2 separate regions of the Mus musculus genome follow, and region 1 is linked to region 2. The links are chromatin loops, found by intact Hi-C in ENCODE. Cell type or tissue: left cerebral cortex. All regions are shown on one strand.

Region 1 (8,000 bases), 500 kb after region 2:
TGGGTAGGACATGTCCACTAATCGCACAGTACTCTTGAGGTCTCTTCTATCCTATAGGTATTTGTGCTTATAACTCTGATTTGGATGATCTAGTAATAAACTAGTAAGAAAATGTATGGGGAAGTAGAAGTCAAGGGAGAAAGAGGCTTGTGTCTTAAACCATAATTAGAGCCGGGTGTGGTGGTGCACACTTTTTAATCCCAGCTCTCGGGAGGCAGAGGCAGGCGCAGGCGGATTTCTGAGTTTCAGGACAGCCAGGGCTACACAGAGAAACCCTGTCTCCAAAACAAAACAAAAAACCATAATTAGACCTATATCCCAACATTCTAACTGTGGATCCCTGGAAGTCCTAAACGGCAATTTGGATCTATAGTTGCCAGATGCCATTTGCTACTCTCTATCTTCCCATCCAATATGCTAAAATGGTAGACTGGTGAAACTTAGAGTAAGTAGATAGCTAGCAGGTGGTGGACATGCCCAGCATTGGGTCACACCCACAGTCATGCCTAGCTTACAGAGTGGCATTTTTAAGTCACATGGCTCGAGTCTTCTTCTCAGTGTTCATTAAGTAGATATAACCCCACTTAGATTTTAGGATTGGGGCTCTTTCTCTGCCATGTTAGTGTGCATTGATGTTCTGAGGTGACTGTCCTTTGACTGAAATGGTAAGCCACTGTACCACTGTTGCCAGCAGATACAAAGCACCCTCTCGTCTGAGTGCTTGCAGCCTGCCAAGTATCTCTTGTTAGAATCAAAGGCCAATCTGCCTTGGCTCCATACAGGGGCTGCCTGGTTTATTCCTATCTGAAAGGAAATGATCTGTCAGCATAGAGACATTCATTTTCTTACTAGCTGGAGCAGACTGCTGTTTATATAGCTGCAGTGTTCTATTTCTGACTATTAAAGAGTATTTGACTATATTGAAAGCCCATTTTCTTGTTTTTGTACCCTATTATAGGAAATTTTCATATCTTCAAGTCTCATTGATGTATATGTCTGTGTGTGTGTGCCTGTGTGAGTTTGTGTGTGTGCATGTTTCTTTAGAAGTCAGAAGCTGTTGGAGCCCCTGGAGCTGGAGTCAGTTGCAGGCAGGTGTGAAGGTCTTAGGAACGGAATGCAAGTCCTCTGCAAGGCAGTGTCTTTATCCCTGAGTCAGTCTCTCCAGCCCTGCTTTACAGCTGTACAACCATTTCCACTTTGGGCGTTGGTTGGTTCTTGTTTTCACAGTACTAGGAATTGAACTCAGGAAATTGATCCATCTCTGTCTCTCTTTTTTCCCCCCTCTTCCCCTCTTCCCACTTCTCCATGCTAGGCAAGAGCTGTACCACTGAGCTCCATCTCCAGCCCAGAAATTCACAGTTCTTGTTCTTTTCTTAATTCCTCCGTGTTGTTTAGTGTGTGCCAAGGGAGAGGGGGTTGGGGGGACGTGTGGGAAATATGGCAGTCAGCAATCAAAAACCATCTTGCAGGGCATCAGTTCTCTTCTACCATGTGAGTCAGGGATTGGCATTGAGTCATCAGGCTTGGGGACAAGTGCCCTTGCCTACTGGGCCACCTCTCCATCCCACAGAAGTTTATAACTCTTAACACTGCCACCAGAAGTCCTCCTTTTCTTCTTGTCTCTGTATGAAGAAAAGTACCAGCCTGCTCAGCTCCTTTGAGAAACTAGGCCAGGTATAATGATCAATAAGACAAGACAACAGAGACACAGGAGAGGGTCACAGAGGCTCTAGAACTCTGCAGAGTCTGAGCAGCCTCCATATTACTTGAATCCTCCTGATGTTGTATGTACAGCTTAAGTAAAGCTAGATAAAATTAATGTCAAATTTTTAGCTTGGCCCTCATACAGGGCTTTGTTGAAAAATAGAACATTTTCCCCATCAGCTCTTGTGGTTTTCTCAATTTTAGATAATACGGATGCTTTTAACAGGTTTTTTCTGTGTGTGTGTGTGTGTATGTGTGTGTGTGTTTATTTTTTCCAGTTTCCAAAGAAAAGGACCCTTCCCCCCACCCCAGTTGAACAGTAGGAAATCACTTGTTTGAGGATATTTTGCACTTGTTGTTTTTCATGGAAGTACAATATTTTATACTCCCTACCTTCCTACCTTTTCAGTAACTGCTTTTATGCCTGACTGACTTGGGACTAGCAGTCAAAATCTATGGTGGGTATCCACCAACTAGTTCCCTTTGATCTTCAGAAAAACCATCTATGAAACAGGTGCAAATCATTATTTGCTGTGGGAGAATAATACTGCATTGCCGAAAGCCTGAATCTTTTGTGAGATAGTTAATCAGAGGAGATTATTTCAGACGTCACAGCAGGAATTGCTGGCACCGTGTTAGGACCTTTGAGTGTACTTTCTCTTAAGAATACTTAGCTTGGGTTTAGAGACAGGGTCCCTGTGTCTCGGCTATCTGGCAGACTTATCTGTTTTTCCTCGCTAGTGGCAGTGACAGGCTTAGTGGCAGCTCCTGAGCTTTCTTGCCAGTTGCCTGCACTGAGCTTTGATATGTTGGCAGACTGCACTGATTCTCGGATGCGTCTCTGAACCTCTACAGGTCTGCTTCTGGCAGAATGGAGTGTGACTCTTATCCTTTGCCCATTAAGCTATCATTCTGGCCCCCTTATCTAGGCTTCTTCTGCAAACATGCCTTTGAAAGTGTTTGGTTCTTTTTTGGCAGTTTATTTTGATAATGGACAAGTATAGAAGCAAATGTCTTATTTCTAAATTACATGGGATTTCTTGAAAGAGGAAGGGTGACTTAGTGAAAATTTGCCTTAAACTGGCATCTCTGGTGAAATTACTTTGGATTTCAATTTGAAATTCTTTCTAGTAGTTTAGTGTGGCATCCCTGGCTCTTTAACCCAGAAAGAGCTTTATGTTACTCTCCATACCTGATGCATCCATAAGTACGTTGTCAGCACTGCCACTCACGTGATCGGGTCCAGCTGCAGATTGTCATATGTGGAAAGTGGAATCTTCTGTATCAGAGCTTTAGTGTTTTAGGTGTTCTGAGCCAAGCTTGGAAAGGGGGATATTTAAAGAAAGGCGATTGCCTGTAATTGCCATATATGGACACTCTTGAAAGCCTTGGTGTAATCTACACTATGTTGGAGTAAGATTTAACTTCTAGACCCAGTAGTAGATATGTGGAATCATTTTGTAACTAGGCAGCTTCTGTGTTCCTTCCACTGAGAAGTCAGATTTGTTCATTTATGTTACATAAAACTTTTCAAGGTTCCTTGTTGATTGGAAGCACATGCAGGATTTTGAAATTCTGTGAGTAGAATTTTAAAAACTGGGTCCCAGGCAACCTTCCATGTTCAGTACCATAAGAGTCTGTCGCTACCTAGGGTCTGAGTTAAAGGCAGTCTTAGTGTCAGTGAGGTTTCCCATCCCAAAACACGGAAGGCATTCTTGTTCTTGTTCTTCATTCATTAAAATGAAGCCATTTGCTTACTCTGTTTATTCTTAGCTTAATTCACAGCAGCAACAGTAGAAAAATCCAGCTTAAAATCTTTAAAGAATTAAACAGCAGATTGTCAAATGATTTGACATGAAGTCTTGCAGAAGTGGTCTTAATTCAGTATGCATTAATTCAGTAATTTGCCATCAGAATAACTTTTATTAATTGATTGGCCTTATGAATTGATATATTCTTTTTTTTAAGATTGATTTATGTAATTTATATGAGTACACTGTTGCTCTCTCCAGACACACCAGAAGAGGGCATCGGATCCCATTGCAGATGGTTGTGAACCACTGTGTGGTTGCTGGGAATTGAACTCGGGACCTCTGGAAGAGCAGCCAGTGCTCTTAACTGCTGAGCCATCTCTCCAGCCCCTAGGTTGATATATTTCAATAATATCTTTACAGGTGTTATTTAATATTTGTTTAAAGGGGAATTTAAAAAAATAAATAAAATCTTTATTAGAAATAAGATTTCTTTTTGTGGCCTAGGTTGGTTTCAGACTTGATTCTCCTGCCTCAGCCTCATGAATAAATTACTAGGCACAGGCCTTGATCACACCTAGCTTTTGATAACAGGTTTCTAAGAAAAGAAAGTTTGGAACTGGAGAGATGGCTCAGCAGTTTAGAGCACTGATGGCTCTTCAAGAGATCGAAAGTTCAATTCCCAGCAACCACATGATGGCTCGCAACCGTCTATAATGGATTCTGGTGTGTCTGAAGACAGCTACAGTGTACTCCTATACATTAAATAAAATCTTCAAAAGAAAGGAATGTTTTAGGCTATCTTAGGTTAAGAACCTGTCTGAAAAAATAAAATTCACCACCATCACCCATTTCTAGTAATATACCATTTTTCTGTTTACATGCGTGAACAAAGGGAAATTTTTCATTGTCAAAAAAATAAAAGTTAGTGAAGCCAGGTATGATGACTCATGTACTCACTCCTCAGGAAGTAGAGGCAGGGGGATCAGAAGTTTGACACAAAAACAAATGTAGTAAGTAAAAATACAAAATACTATTTCTCGTGTTTATATTTATATTTTCTGAGTTTGTTGGCATATGTGCGAGCCTTTGGCTCTCTGTGTAACTGAAAATGGCCTTGAATTCGTAAGCTTCCTGCCTCCACCAACCAGTGCTGGGACCACAGGTGTTCACTATCACGCTTGGTTGTATGTAGTGTTGGAGACCAAACCTAGGATTTTCCGAATACTGGACTAGGCAGGCCAAACACTTCCCCAGCTGAGCTACAACCCGGCAGCTTCTTGTTTCTTTGAAGCATGGTCTTGCTGGTGTAGTTCAGTCTGGCCCCAAATTTGTGATCCCCCTCACTTTAGCCTCCCAAGCGCCAGGATTAATTATGCACACTGCCATTCCCAGCTTCATGCTATGGAATGAATATGCAGTTTTAACGTAGCTTTTTTTTATTATTATTATTTTTTATTTCTCTGTCTTTAGGAGTAATTGAAATTCATACTACTTTGTCTGGGCAGTGGTAATGAACACCTTTAGTCACAGCACTCAGGAGGCAAAGGCCAGTCGATCTCTGAGTTCAAGACCAGCCTGGTCTACAGAGTGAGTTTCAGAATCGTCAGGGCTACACAGAGAGGCTCTATCACTACTTTTATTGCATTAAAAAGCTTTATGGTGCTAGCAGGATGACTCAGCATGAAAAGTTACTGCCAAGCCTAATGGCCCGAGCTGGATCCCCAGGACCCACATGTAGAAGTAGAGAACCAACTCCCTGGCAAGTTGTCCTTTGATATATGCATGCTTTGACACAGACATAAATAAGTATAAATATGTGCATGTATATAATTTAGTTTTAAGTTACTTTTAATGCAACGAGATCTAGGTACAAGGTGTGGGGTGACAAGGCAGGTGCTCTAGGAATGTTCTGGTCCTAAAATTATTTTTTCCTCTGGTTTATTAATAAGCCACATAGTTGTCCTCTTAGACTCCTGTTTTCCAACCACAAAAATGCATAACACAGTCTGAACAGTCCAGCAAAAGATTTGTCTCGTATCAATAAACACAACTGTAAAACCTGGAAATGTTAGAAAGCAATGGAGAACTCTGAAGGCTAGACAGAGGAAGGTGGTGGGATGTGTGACAAACATACAAGCCAACCCAACCCAGCAGGAAGCTGTCTTTCACAGTCTTAACACGATGCAAGCCAGCCTAGCAACAGAAGGTAGCCCAGGTGGACTTGGCTTCCCATATATCACATGGGACTTGTGCCAACAATGCTAAGGCAAGCCAACCAAACCTGGCAAGAATTGGAAGCTCTGCTGATAAGAAGTGACCACCAGGGAGGTGCTCTCCCTCCCTCCAGGAAAAAGTCAGGATGGGAATGGCAAGAGGGGTTTATGTCTTCAGTCTGGCCTGGGTGATAGTTTTTTGTTGTTTTGGGTTTTGTTTTTTAATTTAATGATAGTTTTTATTTTAAGAAGCCTCGGGAGCCATGGTAAATGCCTGCCTTTCTAGGTGGCTCTGACTGAGAACCTACTAAATTCCTACTCCAAGACATTAGAGACAAAGTGTGCTGGCACATGCCTATGAGCCCAGCACTTGGGAAACAGAGATGGGAGGATTAGAAGTTCAAGGCCACCCAAGGTTAAAGAAGAAGGGTGGGGAGGAAGAGGAGGAAGAGGATATAAAATCAACTCATAGAATACAAAAGGAAGAAATTTGTAAAGATGAGAATACAAATCAAATTGGAAAAAGCTTGTTCTATGAAAAAAATACGATTAAAATGTTTAACAAAACTAAGGAGTGCAGACACAAGTTTAGAGTTGGGCTAGTGCCAAATGTGTGTGAGTTCTGCAGAGGAGATCCTGAGTTCCTGATAGCATAGGCTACAAAGTGAGGGCCAATCTCAAAGAACAAAAGCAGATTTGTCTCTATAAGGGGGGAAAGATGAGATATTGCAAATCCTGCAACTGTTAAGCTATGTGAGATTTTTATGAACTTTACATTCTTAAACTTTTGATAACTTTGAAGAAGTGGGATAACTCCTTAAAGCTCACAAACAACTCAACCAAGATAAAACAAACAGCGTGAATACTGCTGACCTCCATGAAAGAAATGGTATTTGTAACTTACAGGTTCCTGAGAAAACCCAGGCACAATTTATCTTACTAGAGAATTCAAAAGAATTACTACTAATGTTAGTCTCTTCAGAGAGTAGGAAACAAAAAAATACTTCTTAAATGTTTCTGTAAGGCCACTATTACCCTTTCAGGGTTTCTATTCCTGCACAAACACCATGACCAAGAAGCAAGCTGGGGAGGAAAGGGTTTATTCAGCTTGCACTTCTGCATTGCTGGTCATCACCAAAGGAAGTCAGCACGGGAACTCGCAGAGGACAGGAACTTGGAGGCAGGAGCCGATGCAGAAGCCATGAAGGGGTGCTGCTTACTGGCTTGCTCAGCTTACTTTCTTACAGAACAAAGTACTGCCAGCCCAGGGATGGCCCCACCCACAATGAGCCCTCCCACCCTCGATCACTAAGAAAATGCCTTACAGCTGGATCTCATAGAGGCATCTCCTCAAGGGAGGCTCCTTTCTCTGTGATAACTCCAGCTTGTGTGAAGTTGACACACAGAACCAATACACCCTACTATCAAAGCCAAAACAAAACAAGAAAACTAAAAATAAAAAGTCTTGTTTTTTATGAACATAGACTCAATAGCTCTCTACTAAATTCTAATATACCAAGTGCCTTAATACATTTAAAAAAGTACTCAGTGCCCAGGAAGCATATGCCAGATATGGAAAGTTGACTCTGTTGAAAGTCAGCGAATGGAGACTGCCAAGTCAGTAAGCTAAAGCAGTAAATAGCGTATGGCTTGTGTTACTGTTTTGTGTTTGAGGCTGGGCCTGGCACAGGATAGGCAAGTGTTCTCGAGTTCAGCAGTGTACCCAGCCCTCAGGATTACAAGACTGTCCTCAAATCCATTGTCCATTCTTGATAAAACTGCAAATTAGCAGTAGAAGTGAAGTAGTACCGTGCTGAAGCATGCCTACAGAAGCGTCCAGCTAATGACTAGTGCTTGTGGTACAGGACTGAATGCATTTCCTCTGAGATGACAGACTGTTGCTGGCACTGGGACTACTGTAATGAGTCAAGAGAAAATACTACCTATAGGACTCAAACTGTCCCTAATCAAGTGATATCATTGTACATATACAACTCTTAGAGCTGACAGAGGATTTTAGTAAAGTCTCAGAATATAAGAACAAGACCAAAAAAATCAGTTGTAGGGCGGGGGATTGTGTGTAGTTAGAGTGCAAGGCTTTCCATGTAGTCCCTCGTACCACAGAAAACACATCTAATTTATTGCAATTTTATGTACTAACAACATGGTGGAAACAAAGCAATGCTATAATCTGAGTTTAGTGGCACACACTTGCAGAGGAAGGAGGATCAAGAGTTTGAGGTCAGCCTGAGCTACATCAGAAGAGTAATTCAAAAACGTCGAAACAACAGCAAAAACCCTACTAGATAAATAGATAAATAAATAAAAC
Region 2 (8,000 bases):
CTTCTTTTCTAAATATTGCTTTTAAACTGTGTGTATATGTGCACGTATGTGCATAGGTGCCAGAAGCAGGTATCAGATCCTGGGGCTCAAGTTACAGGTGGATGTGAGCTGCCAGGGTGGGTGCCGGGAACAGAACTCAGATCCTCTGCCGAGAATTCTCTAAACTGCTGTGCCATCTCCTCATCCCCATCAGAACATGGTTGATGGCCACTGTTCTTGCTAGGGAGTCATAAAGTAGATGGTAAGCATTTACTTGACATTTGCTTTGAGAGTCTCACATGGTGCCCTGCTACTCATCCTGGTGGATTGTGGGTTTTGTAGTCTGTTGTGCAATCCCTTTCCCAGAAGGAATGCTGGCCACCGTGACATGGAGCACCTGCCTGATGGCCTTTGTCTGGGGAAGACTGAAGCTCCACCCTTTGCCTAAGCATTCTCCCTTCCATGCCCAGGCTCCAATGGCGCTTTTTTACCCAGCAACCTTTGGGATCGTGGGACAGAAGATGACCACTCTGCAGCACAGGTCCCAGGGAGACCCTGAGGATCCCCATGATGAGCACTACCTGCTGGCCACCCAGAGCAAGCAAGAACAGGTACGCCACAGCTCGGCTGGGAGAGGGGACTTCTCCTCGCCTTACCCAGAGTTAACAGGTCCTTACTTTTTTTGTTTGTTTGTTTTGTTTTGTATTTTGAGACAGGGTTTCTCTGTATCGCCCTGGCTGTCCTGGAACTCACTTTGTAGACCAGGCTGGCCTCAAACTCAGAAATCCTCCTGCTTCTGCCTCCCAAGAGCTGGGATTAAAAGTGTGCACCACCTCGCCTGGCTTACAGGTCCTTACTTAATACAGAAAATATTGCTGTAGGCATAAAGCTGAATTCTTTGTTTGTTGGGCCCAGTAATCAGATGTCTGTCGGCTTAAACTATAGTTCGCAAATGCTAATCTGGTACCAGTAGCCCGTGGCGGAGACTAGGGTTGGGACCTTGCTCAGCTTTGCTCTGTCCTAGAGACAAAAAGGAGGTAGATTGGATCTGAGGTAGAGGATTCTATAACAATCACTAGCCTGTGACTCTCATTCACATACCCAGTAGAAAGTCAGCTTAGAGAGTCCGTCTCTGTCAACATCTCAGGGTTTTTTTGTTTTGGTTTCTCTGTATAGCCCTGGCTATCCTGGAACTCACTTTGTAAACCAGGCTGGCCTCGAACTCAGAAATCCGCCTGCCTCTGCCTCCCGAGTGCTGGGATTAAAGGCGTGCGCCACCACACCTGGCTTAACATCTCAGTTTTAAAGCGCACTGACTGACGGATAGTAAGGGTCTAGAACCTGCCCACATGGCCAGAACCTGCCTTGGCCTTGGCAGGCATCCTCACTGTATGCCCAGCTCACGTGAGCATGGGTATAGGTTGTGTGTGCTGTGGTGATCGGTGCTTATGCTGTTCTGAAGTCATAGAAGAGGGGACAGGACCAGCAATGTCGGTTTCTCTCTTAACTTACAGTCTGCAAAAGCCACTGCTGACCGCAAGTCTGCATCCAAACCCATTGGATTTGAAGGGGATCTGCGTGGCCAGTCCTCTGATCTTCCAGAAAGACTCCATTCCCAGGAGGTGGACCTGGCTTCTTCTCAGGGAGACTGTTTGATGGCGGGCAATGAGTCCGAGGAAGCCCTCACTGCACTGATGTCCAGGAAAACTGCAATCTCGCTGTTTGAGGGGAAAGCCTTGGGCCTTGATAAGGCCATCCTGCACAGCGTAGACTGTTGCTGTAAGCTCACCCTGGGTACCGGTAGATGGTGTGGGTGCAGAGACGTGACCTGGGTCAGTCTTGCTTGTGAAGTGCAGCATTTTCTCAGAAATCATCAAGCCTGCTTCACCCTTGGCTTGCCAGAGGCTGGGGACCCAGCAATGCAGTACAGGTGGCTCCTGGCCCCATTGCAGTTGCTCTGCCAGTTAGTCTAGTGCTGGCGATGGAGACTAACACACACCATGAAGTTACAGCTCTGGTCCATGCTAGAGCCAAACTAAAGAGTCCCAACCGGTTTCTGATGAAGACCTGTAATAAGGAATTCTTCCATCTCTGAGTCACGTGAGAAATGTGAGGGATAACTGGAGGGTTAGCATTCAGGTGCTGTGACATCTGCCTTGAGAAGGCCTGCAAAGCCAACATGGTTAGCCAGGCAGTCCACAGCACATGGGGTCCCCCGTGGGCCTCTGTAAACAAAGTTCGCTTCTAATCCTAGGAGGAGTGGGATGGGAAGTGGGTGGCTGGTCCCCGTCTGCAGTGTTGAGGGTGGATCTGGGGCAGATCCTAGAGGATGCTGGGTTGTTTAAGTGACATTGGACTGGCCTTCTAAGTGGGTAATTGGCAGGACGGCACTGTCTTTCCAGCATCTGATGATACCAAAAAGAAGATGTATAGCTCTATCCTGGTTGTGGGAGGCGGTTTGATGTTTCATAAGGCTCAAGAGTTTCTCCAGCACAGAATTCTCAACAAAATGCCGCCTTCATTCAGGCGAATTATTGAAAACGTGGATGTGATCACAAGGCCCAAGGTGAGTCGTTTGGTGATACCCGTGCGACGGTACTCACTGAGACCAGTGTGGTTACATCGAACTGTAATGCGTGAGTGGGGCGAGATCCAGGCAAGGCCCGTGGCTGTGAGTGTCGAGGACCTAGAGAAATGTGAACATGACTTTCAGTGGGTCACAAGGGAGGTGGGAGCTCTGGACTTATGGCTAGATTGCTTCTGGTTTGGTGTTTTTGTTTTTAAAAGATTGATTTTATGTTATGTGTTGCATGTATGTCTGTGCCCGCATGTGTACATGGTGCCTGTAGAGGCCAGAAGATACGAGCAGATCCCCATGGAAGTGGAGTTGAGGTAGTCATGATCTGACATGTAGGTGCTGGGAACTGAACCCAGCTCCTTTGGAGGGGTGTTTATTAGCTCCTGCACCATCTCTCTAGCCCCAATAGGGTCTTTTTGAGATACACAAACTCACTGTGTGGTTAAGGCTGGCCTTGAATTCCTGACCCTCCTGCTGCTACCTCCCAAGTGTGGGTGTTTACTGCCATGCCTGGCCAGCGTTGAGGCTGGCTTTATTTTTCTGGTGCCTGTTCTCCTGATTTTAGTCTGATGCAGACTCTCGGTGCGTCAGGGCAGGGCTGGCTCTCTCTTGCCCTGAGGACCAGAACTTCTCCCTCTTCTCCTCTCTGGTCGTGGTCAGGAACTGGTTTCAGTCTGGGGACTGGAGATCCTCAAGGACTTTTTTTGGCATTAATTCCTTTGAAAAGGAACACAAAGCAGCGAGTTTAGAACTAGAATCTGTCTGTATTGGGAACCCATGGTGTTCTGATAAGTTTTCTTTTGAGGGAGGTGTCTTGGGGGTCCCCTTCATCTCATGGCACTTCCAAGGGCCTGTGCCTGCCTATGGGGCTTGCTGTGGAGTAGTGAAGAATGGCATCTTCAGTATTAAAACTTGAGACATTCTCCTCAGCTGTGTCAGAGATTGGCATGTTGGGAGGTTCTGCCTTTTGTTCTGCTTGTGGTAGTTCAGGGAATTGAACCCAGAGCCTCACACATGTTAGGCAGGGGCTATGTGACTAAGGTACAGCCCAGCCAGTTTTCTACTGTGTTTCACACAGATGTAAATCCTGGCTTGGTTGCTGTTGACTGAGCAAGGGTCTCAGCCCCACTTGCAGAAAATGGTGTTGCATGTCTGTCTTCCCTGCCTTGGCTGAACTCTCTGTCGCTGTGTAGGACATGGACCCCCGGCTGATCGCATGGAAAGGAGGTGCAGTACTGGCGTGTTTGGACACCACTCAGGAACTGTGGATTTATCAGCGAGAGTGGCAACGCTTTGGTGTCCGAATGTTACGGGAACGAGCTGCCTTTGTGTGGTGAAAACCACAACCGAGTCTCAGGACATAAAAGACTTAAAGAGTGTATGTATTGTAAGTTATTGACCACGAAGCTTAATTTTCCTAGAATTAAATTAATGCAATTTTATGTTAAAGTATGACACTGATTTGAGATAATCTACTTTCAGTCGGGCTTACCCTGTCCCTGATGGGAAACCTTGCTGTCCAGCCTTCCATCCTGATGAACGTGTCATGTAGCCCTGAGGGGTGACCACTGGAACCAGCTGTGGCATCTTCTCTTTTTTTCTAGCAATAGTTAGGAGCTAAAGCGGTCAGGCTGGGTTCTGTGTACATCACACAAGGTCCTCTTGGAGTTAAGCACTGTCTTTGTAACACATACACACGTCAGGGAGCAGGAGGTCAGGGAGCACTCCTGGGGGCCACAGCACAAGGCAGGCAGGGTAGGTAGAGCAGAATTGTTTAGCTGGCTGTTAGGCATCTGCTCCTACCGTGTCTGTCACCAGGCTTGTCCTGGGGAGGACTGGGAGGCAGGTAACAGTGGGTCAGATGAGCCGCGGGATCACCATGGACTGTAGCAGTCTCGGGTGCACAGCCCTGCTGGCGCTGTAAGAGTAACCAGCTAAAGCAGCTTCGAGCAAGCGGGGCATACTATTTGGAGATGTACTTCCTCATTTGAAAATTACCTGCTTTTTATGTTTTGGATCAAATGTATAGGATATGCTTTTATGTTTCTGGGCTGATTGGACAGTTGACACTCATCCCTGCGCTCCCCGAAGCACAGTGCGCCTGTTGTGACCATTCCGCACATGAAGGTCACTTACAGTGGTAGGTGTTGATGTGGAGGAAGTTGGTTTGTGGTCCAAGTTTTGGCACAAGCTATATCCATCTGTTAGCAGCACTTTTACAAGCTTCTGGCAACTGTCTTCCCAAATAGCCGAGCCTTGCCACGCCTGCACTGCCTCTGACATCATACACTGGATGTGACGCTCGTGTGCCACGCCTGCACTGCCTCCACCTTATCAGAGTATTTGCTGATGAAGTTGGCTGCAGGGTTTTTATTTTATTTGTAAGACTTGTGCTAGAGTGAATGAATCCCTTTTACATTGGCTCTTTAGCACACTTTTTGTATTGCTGTGGATTGAAACCAGGACCTTGTACATGATGTACAAATGCTCGAACATGACCTTTTTTTTTTTTGAAACAGAGTCTTTCCCCAGAACCCACGGCTCTGTTTGCTTCCTTCCAGTGCACTGCAACTTAAAATGTGTGCCCCAGGGAACTGGAGAGGCAGCTCAGTGAGGAAGGCCACTCGCTGCTCTTCTGGAAGATCTGGGGTTCAGGTCCCAGCGCAGGTCAGGCCGCTCCCAACCATCTGTAGCTCCAGCCCTAAGGCATCTGAGGCCTTTGGCCTCTTGTGAGTCATACTTCTGAGTGGATAGATACTCTTGTGAGTGGATACTCACATGCACATACCCATTGCAGATACACACACACACCCCTAAGACATAATTAAAAATACATAGTTTTTAAAAGTGTTTGCTACTTACCGGATCAATTACAAACTTGCTTTTGTTTTGTTTTTTGTTTTTTAAACAAGGTTTCTCAGTTATGTAGCCCTGGCTGTCCTGGAACTTACTGTGTAGACCAGGCTGGCCTCGAACTCAAGAGATTTGCCTGCTTCTGCCTCGGAGCCCTAGGATTAAAGGGGTGTCCAACATGCCAGACCTTCAGGTACAGATATCAAAGCAGTCAACTACCTGAAACAGGGTCCCATTTCAAAATAGATTGATCGTGCGTTATGAAGCCATACTAGACAAATACTTATGATAATATACATTGCTGTAGTTTCTACATTAAGAAAAAGCTGCTTTGAGAACGTAAGGAGCTAGAAGATTCAAGACCTAGCAAGGCTGTATACTGTTCCTGCTTGTTCTGGTTGGGGGTTTATTTTAGATTTAAATTAAGATTTATTTACATTGGGGTATAGCTAGATAGCGAATCAGTTAAGAGCATTTGTTCTTGCAGGAGACTGGGATTGGATTCCCAGAGTCCACATGGTGGCTCACATCTGTTCCTAATTCCAGTTCCAGGGCATCCGGCACCCTCGCCTGACCTCAGGCACCAAGCACATGTGGTACACAGACATACATGCAAGCAAAGTCCTGCTGTATATAAAATGTCTTTGTAAAATGCATGGAGAGTGGCCTGGGAAGCCAGAGAGGGTTATCAGATCCCTTTGACACTGGAGTTAAGGTGGCTATAAACAGCTATGTGGTTGCTGGAAACCGAACCAAGTCCTCTGGAAGAGCAGCCAGCGCTCTAAGCCTCGGAGCCACCTCTCCAGTTCTTGGTGGGTTTTTATTTACGCAATTAGTTATAGAAAAAGATATATTACTTAAAGAGAGTTGATCTCACTTGAAGAATTAGTTTTGACTTGAATAGGAAATGTTATGTAATAACCAAGAACTCTGCGAACTTCAATAGTGGACAGGTAACTGGACAAAAGTAGACACTGGATTTATAGGTAGCAACTTGTGTTTGTTTGGGACAGAGCCTCACTCTGTCTCTGGCTGGCCTCACACACCCAGAGGTCCTCCTGCCTCTTCCACTTGAGTGCTGGGATTAAAGGTATGTGCCACGTGCCACCACATCCAGCTGGTGATGTGGGGCTTTGGTTGATTGGTTAGTTTTTTTGGTTTTTCCAAGACAGGGTTTCTCTGTGTAGCCCTGGCTGTCCTGGAACTCACTCTGTAGACCAAGCTGACCTTGAACTCAGAAATCCGCCTGCCTCTGCCTCCCGAGTGCTGGGATTAAAGGCGTGTGCCACCACCGCCCTGCTGGTGATATGCTTGCATATTCACTTAGAGAGTCACCCGTGGGAGACTGAGGTGTAATTCAGTGTCAGAGCATTTGTCTAGTGTGCATAATACCCTGGGTTCAGTTCCTAGCCCTTCTAAGATAAAAGGTAAAGGTTACCTGTCCAAAAGTTTGGCAAGGGAAAGCACTGTCCCAACAGCAAACAGTACAGTGGTTACACATAAACTGGATCATCTGGTCAGGCAGAGTGTCTGCTTGTGTGTGTAATAGGCTTCTTCTCTTAGGAAGCTACACATTAGTGAGAGCCTCCCAAACGGATTATTCATTAACAGATTAAAATGTTACAAAACGGTCTACGTGCAGCATAGAGCATGGGCAGTGCAAGACAGACCCAACCTGACAGACAGCCTGACAGGGAAGTGCCGTATTACCTCATGGCCAGAGTGCGTGGTTCTCAGTGATAATCATTACCCAGCTTTGGGTATATCCCAAATGTAGGTCCCACTCATTATTGTCTGTAACTGTGTTGTCTTCATAAATCCAGCCAATGACTAGCCTCAGGCGTGTATGCTCAGGTTGACTTTGCAAACTCCAGTTTTAAAGCAAGTTTGTACATAGCACTACCTCCACACAGCCTCTCCCACACATTTCAGAGTCGTCACACAGCATTTGTCACTGGAAGGGAGAGTAGGAAGGCTTCAGAGTCTCTATTCCCCCGGGTGGACTACAAGGGTGAACAGCTATCATGGCAGGCTTGTGAGCGTTTCTTCACTGACATGCTCTGCGTAGCCTTGAGAAGTTCTGTGTGGAAAGCTGTGGCGTCCTTCATGAGATGATATTGGGGGCAGACACTCAGGGCATTATAGTCGCCTTTGAGGTCTGCTCCCCCAAGATAGACCACCAGGTATTTGTGCAGATGCGTCTGGCTGCTGAAATCACTACAAAAGAGGTTAAAGGCAAGAGGGAACAGATCCTGAGAGTTCTCCCTGGCGCTGCCCTCATTGTGGCCACAGGCACTGTCACAAAGGGTCGGGACGTCACTGGGAAGAAGGAAGACCACTTTATCTGCCGCTTGCTTCTGAGTGGTCAGCCACTGTACCGGCCCCATCTCGGCGATTTTCTTTTTCTGCCATTTTTCAAGGATGACCTCACTTCTGCAGTAGTTTTGAAGAAAGTCAGTGAAGCGACAGACGGTGTGATGGAAACATATCTCAGAAGGATAAACCACCAGGACCTTAATGAGGGGCAGGAGCATGGTGGAAATAGGAAAGGACGTCTTCGTGCTCCTTCCTGGAGGAGAAGGGGGGGACT

Evidence for each region. Peaks named below come from ENCODE experiments on the same cell type or tissue, not always from the same donor. Only the 100,000 strongest peaks of a DNase experiment are listed, where the experiment ranks them.
Region 1: it touches region 2 in a loop (2.2-fold over the local background); 4 of 42 quality-filtered maps call a loop at or near these places.

What each region holds. Positions count from the first base shown.
Region 1 is chr14:30,492,732-30,500,731 of GRCm38, forward strand. The region is part of intron 3 of Dcp1a (decapping mRNA 1A); the gene reads left to right. Among named protein-coding and RNA genes, the nearest start is that of Gm35566, 12 kb to the left of the region's middle. In left cerebral cortex, a CTCF peak has its summit at 3,726 (motif pointing right); no DNase peak of the experiment used is centred here.
Region 2 is chr14:29,989,211-29,997,210 of GRCm38, forward strand. It overlaps Actr8 (ARP8 actin-related protein 8), which reads left to right. Exons shown (of 13, transcript NM_027493.3): 10 at 450-590; 11 at 1,494-1,758; 12 at 2,382-2,545; 13 at 3,751-4,011. The coding sequence ends at 3,894. It overlaps Il17rb (interleukin 17 receptor B), which reads right to left. Exons shown (of 11, transcript NM_019583.3): 11 at 6,958-7,979. The coding sequence ends at 7,414. Among named protein-coding and RNA genes, the nearest start is that of Mir6947, 4.3 kb to the left of the region's middle. In left cerebral cortex, no CTCF peak of the experiment used is centred here; DNase peaks (open chromatin) are centred at 4,764 and 7,337.